3 separate regions of the Homo sapiens genome follow, and all the other regions are linked to region 1. The links are chromatin contacts, found by Hi-C or POLR2A ChIA-PET in ENCODE. All regions are on one chromosome and are shown on one strand. The core of a region is the stretch at or near the end of the contact, and the rest is flanking DNA. Distances in the headings are between cores, read along the strand shown.

What was found. A loop is a pair of places that touch in the nucleus more often than their neighbours do. ChIA-PET counts read pairs that join two places held with the same protein, here RNA polymerase II (POLR2A). Pooled maps may share reads with other maps.
Region 2: a loop to region 1 is called in a map of ascending aorta, with 2.8 times the contacts of the local background. The contact joins two enhancer-like sites. A Hi-C loop is called at or near these places in 3 of 168 maps with a recorded cell type or tissue (ascending aorta, gastrocnemius medialis and psoas muscle) and 8 of 50 pooled maps. POLR2A ChIA-PET finds 5 or more read pairs at or near these places in 1 of 52 experiments (naive thymus-derived CD4-positive, alpha-beta T cell).
Region 3: a pooled map of right cardiac atrium shows a loop between it and region 1 (2.1-fold over the local background). The contact joins two enhancer-like sites. A Hi-C loop is called at or near these places in 1 of 168 maps with a recorded cell type or tissue (cardiac septum) and 1 of 50 pooled maps. POLR2A ChIA-PET finds 5 or more read pairs at or near these places in 1 of 52 experiments (WTC11).

The regions. Positions count from the first base shown.
Region 1 is chr1:56,254,458-56,257,534 of GRCh38, forward strand. The region is part of intron 1 of LOC124904186 (a long non-coding RNA gene); the gene reads right to left. Among named protein-coding and RNA genes, the nearest start is that of LINC01767, 160 kb to the right of the region's middle. Within about 2 kb of position 1,499, at least 17 of the 41 ENCODE cell types and tissues checked have a DNase peak (open chromatin) inside an H3K27ac peak, as active enhancers do; they include ascending aorta, gastrocnemius medialis and psoas muscle, where a contact is called at or near this core.
Region 2 is chr1:56,073,125-56,076,201 of GRCh38, forward strand. The region is part of intron 2 of LOC105378741 (a long non-coding RNA gene); the gene reads right to left. Among named protein-coding and RNA genes, the nearest start is that of LINC01755, 130 kb to the left of the region's middle. Within about 2 kb of position 1,472, at least 12 of the 41 ENCODE cell types and tissues checked have a DNase peak (open chromatin) inside an H3K27ac peak, as active enhancers do; they include ascending aorta, gastrocnemius medialis and psoas muscle, where a contact is called at or near this core.
Region 3 is chr1:56,388,434-56,391,510 of GRCh38, forward strand. No RefSeq gene overlaps it. Among named protein-coding and RNA genes, the nearest start is that of LINC01767, 25 kb to the right of the region's middle. Within about 2 kb of position 1,503, at least 2 of the 41 ENCODE cell types and tissues checked have a DNase peak (open chromatin) inside an H3K27ac peak, as active enhancers do.

The DNA.
Region 1 (3,077 bases), core at 249-2,748:
TTGCGACCTAGAAGACACAAACTACAAGGAAGCTAAACAAACAAGGACCAAAGATTAGTAGGAATAAGATAGCTATTAAAGGTCCCAGGAAGTTAGGAACCATGTTACACTTGGTAGGTACCCTTTGATGGAGTCCCAAATGGCTTGAGTAGTTGGGGTTATTGAAATTATGTAGCCAGATAGCCTGTTGGTAAATCTTTTGAACTTGCAGTTCAGCTAACCCTGATTGTTAATATAAGAACAGCAGGTATGGTTTATTACGTGCAAACCCCTCCTAGCAGTTCATGCTCTGGCTCTGCTAGGGCCTCATACAATGGCTTAGTAATAAGCCCAAATCCTGGGATCCAAATCCTGCAAAATCCTGCCATACCCAGGAACGTTCTGAGCTGCCTCTTTATTTATGGATGTTTCACCTTTAAGATAGCCTCCTTTCTGAATGGGTAGCTTTTAAAGTCCCATTCGAACTTTAAGAATTTCTAAATCTATGAGTGTAAGGAATTTCTCTTTTAACACGTATATTCCTGAGCATATTTTGCTCAGGCAAATATTTTAGTAAAGGGAAAAGAGGGAAAAAGTTGGGAGTGAGTGCCCACATCTCTCTCTTGTCTTCACCTCATCTTTGCCTACACCCCAGTCCCACTCAGAAACTGTGTTTGTTTCTCAAACATGTTATGCTCCCTCACCTCCAGGGTTTTACACATATTATTTCTTGTCCCTGAATTACTCTTCCTGGATTATTCTTCAACTAGCTAATTTCCTTTCATTCTTTAGATCTTAGCTAAGTGATAAACTTCTCTGACAAGTCTTCCCTGCCACCTGTCACCTCCATCTTCACGACCCCCACCAAGTCTGGATGGAGGGCCTTTCACACAGCATCTCATAACTCTCTGGGCTTCCCTCACTACAGCCCTCATCACACTATATTTTACTTGTCACTTTACAGGCCAATGTTTCCAACTAGACTGTCAGGGCCATATCTATCTGTTTCAAGGCTCAATAATTCTTTGTTGAATGAACAACAAGGTGAATTCAATCTAAAGGGTTATGGAAATACCTTTTAAAAGTACTAAAAATTCACAGGTGCAGACCTCTTCTTTAAACTGTGGCAGCCCCAAGGATGTCACATGTATTTCCCACTTTGCTTTGCCCCCATCCTCATTGATGGACATATGCTCCATATTGGCCTTGGTGCCTGCAGCTTGTGATTCATGCTGAAAGCACATCTGAAACCCTCATCTTTATAGCTCTTTTCTGAGAAAATTACCCAATCTGGCAATCTGTCTGGCCCCAAGGATACTTGACAGATCAAATTGAACCAGGCCAGATGGAAGCGGGAAATGAACTCCACCATCAAATTGTCCAATGCCTGAAAAATGTTGGCTTTGAAACAATGCAGGTCTTCTCATGCATTTCCTAGAATCAGAGGAAGGTGTTCTCTGCTGCGTCAAGGCAGTGAGGCCTCTGTGTTCCTGACTGAGGCCCCCAAGTGAGCTCCGTGTCCACAGCAGAGCTCCCTGCCAGGTGGAGTGTCACAGCTGTGGAATCAGAGAAGTTGTGCAAGAGGAGAAGGAAGTTTTCCAACTCAGCAAAAGAACAAGTCTTGGAGACCAAGCTCAGGGAGAGTGGGAATCGAAAACAAGGCCAAGAATTATGAAATAATGTACACGTGGCAAAAACTAAGGCTCTTTAGTAACTGCAAGATCTAGAGGGAAGTGAATGAGCAGAAAGTTGGGAGGAAGAATGAGAGTGGTCAGGAACACACAAGGAATTGCAGTGCTTTCTTACAACCTGGCATTTGTTGCGAAGTTTTCTACAGAGTTAAATTGTATGTTAATGTATTCACCAATCATTTATGCAGCTTTTGTGCTTAGCATAACTCTCTGGATCTGCACTGCTACCCTAGGTTCTATTATTATTCCCATTTTAGAAATGAGAAAATTAAACTTCAAAGAGGCCCTCAAGTGGTCAGGTCAGGCTTTATGCCCAGGACCTGTGTTATCCAAAGCCCCTGTTCTGGATTTGAGCCTGCCCTGAATTATCTTATAAGCTGAGCAATCCTGAGCAGTCTCTTTCCTCACATGCAAAATGAGAGTGTTATAACCAATGAGATAATTGATATTAAATGATTTCAACTATAAAGCACTATGCAAATTTGAGTTGCATGTATTTGTTTATTTGCTTGCTTGCTTGTTTATACACTATTTTATTTCACAATGAGGCCTGAGTGAGACCACACACGGTAAAATAACACTGTATGATAATTTGAATATTCATGCAAATAGAAGTACAGAGCAGATACGATTTTCTGCCTCACAAATCTTCATGCAGAGTCTATGCACACAAACAAACATAATGACTCCAACATGCAATGCAGAATAAAACATGCTGCATGGCCTCAAGAATCTCAGATTCTACAAGAGAAAACAGAGCAATAAACAGGCCTTTTTAATAGTACATTCAGCGCTGTTGAAAAGAAAAACACAGCAACTTGCAACTTTGGGGACTGTGACAGGACATCTAACCCAAGAAAGCACCCCTGGGATTTCTGAGCTGTTTCCTGAAAAATGGACTGGGTTACAAGGCTAAGCCTGGACGTGAAAGAGGAGCAGCGTATTCACACCCAGGGCAAGAGGGTGTGCTGGCTGGCAGGGCTGTGGAACTGAAAATAATTGGCCTGACTGAAACTTAAGTTATAGAGGCAGGTAGGATATATATGATAAAGTTACCTGACCTGAAATAATCCCTGGCTCTGCTCACAGATGTCCCCATTCCAGAACACACTGAAACATAGTGGGGTCTTCCAGAGCCTGATGCCTCACTCAGATCTAGTCACTTTTCTAGTTGCTCCTATGTGTACATCAACCTTAGCAACCTCTTACCTACACCACATCTCATTTCTCTTATAAGCAAAGACAAGATACCTAAGGTTTAATTAGGCTATGCCCATTTCTCTTGTTTCTTGGGAAGCTTAATGCCTAATGGTTCAGGTGTTAGGTTCTGGAGTCAAACTATCCCATCATCAAAGTCTGACCTTGGCAATTACTTGCTGCATAACACTGGGCAAATCACTTATTGTT
Region 2 (3,077 bases), core at 222-2,721, 180 kb before region 1:
TGAGCTGAGATTGCACCACTGCACTCCATCCTGGGCAACAGAGTGAGACTCCATCTCAAAAATAAATAAATAAACAAATATAGACAGGTCAGGAGTTGTGGGTTGTGGCTTTGCTTGACTTCACAGAAGAAAGAGAGAAAAATCAAACAGAACTAACTGTAAGCTACTGAGGACAATAATAGATGTTCATATCTTTGGTTCTAAGTCATCAAGAAAAGTTTAAACTATGTACAAGAACCTTCTCAAGGAAGCAGATAATTCATTGAGATAGATGCTTGGGGGTGAGGGCAAACCTCAGCTATCAGGAAATTCATCTCAAGTTAGCAAACGTGAATTCTCCTGTGATCCTAGGGTAATGAAGTAGTAACAGCAATAGAAACAACCATAATAATGGCTGGCTACTGCATTGTACTCTGCCTCTTAGGAGTACTTCCATTTTCTCATTTAATATTCAGATCAACCCCATGAGGAACAAATAATAATTTTTATTATCCACTCATTTCTCCAAGTGAGGAAATCAAAGCTCAGCTTGGTTAAGTAGCTTGCCAAGACAGCAGAGCTAGTCAGTGGCAGAGTAAGAATGCAAACCCTAGTCTTCTAACTTGAAGCCCAGTGCATTTCCCACCCTCTGATCTTCTCTCATCCTTATAAATAGCCATAAGACTAAGTAGTTCAAAAATATCTTCTTTCTGGTTCTCAGGCCCATTACAAATGCCACTTGCCCTGGGTAGGAAAATAAAGCCCAAGCTCTTTGCTGGACTATGTGCTAAGTCCTTGGCGCCCAGAAATAACCTCCTGGAGACTATGGGCCTTATATTTACCGCAAAGCAGTGGGTAAATAACTAGTTGGTGTTTTAGTGTTTTGTGGTCACTTAATCTGTTGTGTTGCTTCCCAAGACTCTGAAGGTTTCCTTTTTCAGTTAATTCTTATTTACGTTTCTGAGGTCTGTGTTGTTTTGGGTTTGGTTCATTGGATGTTTTTCTTGGAATGTGTTGCCATTGGCTTCAGGATGTTCCTGCTCTGCTATTTCATGGAATTTTCCCCGAGTGTGGATTGCTATGTATTTCTTCGGGGCAGTGAGCCAAGGCAGTGCTGGTATGTAATCTGTTCCTCTGGCCAGAAGACTTCTTGTCACCCATCCACATGGTGCTTGGTTGTATTTCTCCACTGATAATTCCCCTCCATCTGTTAATGTGCAGGAACCTTGGACTTCAGCCATCTTGTGTGTTGTGCGTTATTGGCTCTGGATAAGACAAGGCCAGTTGCTTCTGATAGAGATTGTGTCAACTGATTCTACCAGTTTGTTCTATCAGCCCAGGGTTGGGGAAGGAGATAGATGCCAAGTGTCATAGAAAGAGTGGAGAAGGCTCACAGGGTTAATGCTATAGACAAAGCAAGAATTTGTGATTGAAAACGTCCAGCCCTTCACACAGCCCTATGCCCCAGTAGGAGAAGAGCCAGGAATGCCAGGTGCATTGAAAACACCACACTCTCCCATGGCTCTCAGCGAGCCTTTCTTCCTTTGTCTTTGACAATCCAATACAAAGTATGTGCCAAAGAAAAATAAGAATTTGTTCCATATCAGAAAGTTTCGTTCTTTGGATATTTTCTTTGTGGGTAAAAATAAAATATTAGAAAGGTCAAATAGTGTTTGTTCAATAAAATGGTATGCTTCCCAAGGCTTTCAGCCTAATTAAGATACAAAGCACACATTGAGGCAGAAAGTTGCCCTCGATAAATTCTTTGTTTGGCTATTTTATTTATCGTACTTCATTCCATTGTTTTGTGTGTTGTATATCTTACTCTTTCCATAAGGAATTTGTGATAGCTTACAAAAATGTGTCAATAAAAAATAAAATATCTTTAAATCACTGGAAGCATCAAGGTGAATGGATAATATTAAAGATATGAATAAGATTAGGGTTAGTATTTCATAACAGATAACCCTGTAAAATTGTTAAAAGCGATTCATCAAATTGACTAAAAAAATCCTACCGTTTATCACTTGAAGTGTGCTGTGGCTCTCTAATCTATAGGTAGTCTAAATTGGGTGCATTTAAGAATCTGCACAGTTTGATTTTAATTTGGAGGTGAAAGAGGCCAACTCTAATCCCCACATTGACTTCACATGCACTGGCGCACATCTGAAGGTCAACAGTTTTCATATTTGCAAAGAGACAAGAGGAGAACTAATACTTACTAGGTACCTAATACATATTAGGCATTGTACCAATAATTTGACATTTAATAATTCATTGATATTCTCAACCACTCTATGAGATAATAATTACCTCCATTGGACAGATAACATAAGCAAAGCTGAGTAACTTGGGCAAGTGTACTCAACTAGTAGGGACAAAACTAAGATCAACACAGGTATATTTGACCTCAAAGTCAACGTTCTTCTCATACTGTGCCTGACAGACAGGTAAGAGGGTATGGAATATGCTTCCCCCAGTTGATGAGTGTCGAAACTCTCAAACAAACGTGGTTTATTCTGAGCTTGCCCTCAAGCTGTAGGTTGACCAGGAAATAAGTATAAGTTCAAAGCAGATCACAGTGTTTGGAAGTTAAGGTCAACAGAAAGACATATCTGTGGTTATGACACTATACACTGCCATACAAATGTCCTCCAACCATTCCAGAGAGAACATAGGTAAGTTCCTCCAAATTGAAGACATTCATAAAAATAAAAGAATAAGAAGCTATAGTTGTATATGGAATGAGCAGTCATATTAATCAGACAGAGAATGGCTATGGTGTTTGTTGTACCTTCCAGTCAGAGCAAACCAGTAACATTAGAAATCTTTGTGGTCTCCAAAATTCTTGCATCTCTGACCCTTCTCAAGTGTCATCCTCTCTATTTTTCCCCATTTTCCCTTCCTGGCAAACTCCTACTTATTCCACAATTTCTCAAATGCCACTTCTGCAACGACTTTTCTCTGTCTCTCATATGACCTTAAAGAGCTCTCTTTTCTGTGCAGTTACTAAAGTTAGGTACATCCACATCATACAAATTCATTACTATAATTTTGTATGCTTCCCCCAGTTCCTATTGGATAGTGAACAAATATAT
Region 3 (3,077 bases), core at 253-2,752, 130 kb after region 1:
GCTGTACCATTCTCCATTAGCACTAGCAATGCATGGAAATTCCAGGTTCCACTTCTCTGCCAACCCTTGGTATTATTTGTCTTTTTATTTTTAACCACGCTAGGGTGCAATGGTATCTCATTGTGTTTTATTTTATTTTTTATTTGTATAAATTTATGGGGTACAAGTGTAATTTTGTTACATGCATAGATCATGTAGTGGTCAAGTCAGGGCCTTTAGGCTATTCATCACTCCAGTAACATAGATTGTACATTTCTTTGTCTGTTCTCACGCTGCTAATAAAAACATACCCAAGACTGGGTAATTTATAAAGGAAAGAGGTTTAATTGACTCACAGTTCCACATGGCTGGGGAGGCCTCACAATCACGGCGGAAGGCAAAGGAGGAGCAAAGTCACATCTTACATGGTGGCAGGCAAGAGGGCATATGCAGGGGAACTCCCCTTATAAAACCATCAGATCTTGTGAGACTTATTCACTACCATGAGAACAGCATGGGGAAAACCAACCCCATGATTCAATTACCTCCCACCAGGTCCCTCCCATGACATGTGGGGATTATTACAATTCAAGGTAAGATTTGAGGGCGGACACAGAGCCAAACCATATCAGTACCCATTAAGTAATTTCTCATTATCCACCCTCCTCCCACCTTCAGACCTTTCCCAGTCTCCAATGTCCATCATTCCACACTCTATGTCCATGTGTCTATATTATTTATCTCCTACTTACAAATGAGAACATGTGGTATTTGTCTTTCTGTGTCTGATTTGTTTCACTTAAGATAATGGCCTCCAGTTCCATCTGTGTTGTTGCAAAAGACATAATTTTATTCATTTTTATGGTTGAATAGTGTTCTACTGTGTATATATACCACATTTTCTTTATCCAATCATGCATTGGTGGATACTTAGGTTGATTCCATATATTTGCTATTGTGAACAGTGCTGCCATAAACATATGAGTACAGGAATCTCTAAGACAATTTAAACCCTTCCTCTTGCATGACCTCTTTCATCAAATTCCCACTATTTTAATAGATGGTTTACCTGCACACTTGCATCACACTTTTGGGGTTTTATTTGTGCACAACAGTACAATACAATAGGATGGTCACAAGGTTGACACTCAGTATTCAAGTCTCCATTCCACTATTTGCTGAAAGAATTTAAGAAAGTCCTTTCTGAGTCTCAAGTTCTTCACCTTAACAAAAAAGTAAATAATAATACTTAATGCCAGGGCAATCATGAGAGTTAATATGCAGATATGTGAGAACATATTTTTCATACTAGAAGGCTGAGAAAAGATTAGTTATTGTTATTAATATCAGTTACTATGAATTATCCAAACATTAAATTATTACTAACTTCCAGGCATTGAGCCCTTGAACTAAAAATTTCTGTTTGAATATGTATTCAAATATTTTTGAATGAGTCAATGCAGGTACTGAGATTCCTGAGTGGCTTGAAAGGCCAGCCAAGAGGTGACAGGCATGGTTCCACATTCAGGAAACTTGCAATCCCGCAGCTAAAACTCAGAGGTGCCCTAAGGAGAGTCAAACTCCCAGGAGAAAACAGGGAGGGTGGAGGGGAAGCATTTTATGGGAGTGAGAGTGGGCCCACAACCTCACTAAACCTGTTGTCCCAGATATGTGACTTCTTCCCTTGGGGCCCCAGTCTCTTCCTGTATAACCTGGTATTAATGACCAGGAAGTCCTCTAAGTACTCCCATTACCACCCCAAGCCTAGCAAAGTCTCCGGCACACAGTAGGTATCCAATAAATATTTGTTGAATAAATGAACTCTGATATTCTAGGATGCAATTTAAGATTAGATCCAGATATGTGGAGAGGAGAGAAAGAAAAGTTCTTCTGGAGAGGAAAAGGCCCACCAGCTTTAGGCTTTCAGGAAATGATTCTTGGTACAGGGGTAAGGGATAATCCTTTTCCCCTTTCCCACCGGATCCAGCCCAGGTTTTCTCTGAGACCCTGACTTTCTTAGGCAGGGAATGTTTAATTATTTGTCTGTGAGTCCGTACCCCAGCTGGATAGAGTTAATAAACCAGCCAGGTCTTTATCTTAACAAGAAGTCTTAGAATCAAATTCTCCCCTCATTAAAGGCCCAGAAATCTCCCTGACAGCAGTGGGAGTTTTGCAGGCAGCCTGAAAGTGGAATTTAGTCTCCTAGTGAATTCCTCCATGGGCACAAGCCTAGAGAAGTGGGAAGAATTATATCATTGGAAGGGAAGGAAGGAAAGAAGGGAGGGAGGGAGGAAGGAAGGAAGGGAGGGAGGGAGGGAGGGGAAAAAAGGAGGCAGGAAGAAAAGAAAAGAGGACAAGCCCACCCCCTTTTCCTTAAAACCCTAGCCTAGCACAGTGCCAGGTACCCTGGAAATGTCAGAAAATATGCCTGGATGTTGTGTAAACACGTCTCCTTAGAGCTTGAGGAAGACACTACACCCTGGAGTGTGAGTTGAATGGAGCTGACTGAGTGGCCAATTGTTTTGTTCTTTTATTTTTTTTAATTTACAAATAATAATTGCAAATATGTATGGCATACAGTGTGAAGTTTGATACATTTTTACATTGTAGAATGATCAAATCAGGCTAGTTAACGTATCCATCACCTCACATACTTACCCTTTCTTTGTGGTGAGAACATTTAAAATCTACTCCTTTTTAGCATGCCGCGTTATTCACAAAAGCCAAGATACGGAAACAACCTAAGTGGCCATCAATAAATAAATGGATGAAGAAAGTGTGGTATATGTACACAATGGTAAACTATTCAGCCTTAAAACAAAACAAAACAAAACAAAACAAAAAGAAGGAAATCCTGTCGTTTTCGAAAACGCAGATGAACCTGGAAGTCATCGTGCTAAGTGTACTATTCTTTACCTTAGTTACAGCTCCTGGGGCTTGCAGGGACCCAGTGAGATATCTCTGGGGTCAGGAGACTGCTGAGGCTGATTGGGTCCCAGGCACAGGCCAAACCAAAGCGACCAGAATTCAGGGTTGAGAGGAAACCCCAGTGGTGGCAAACAAAATAAAGATGATTTTCAGGGTCAAAGGGCAGGGCA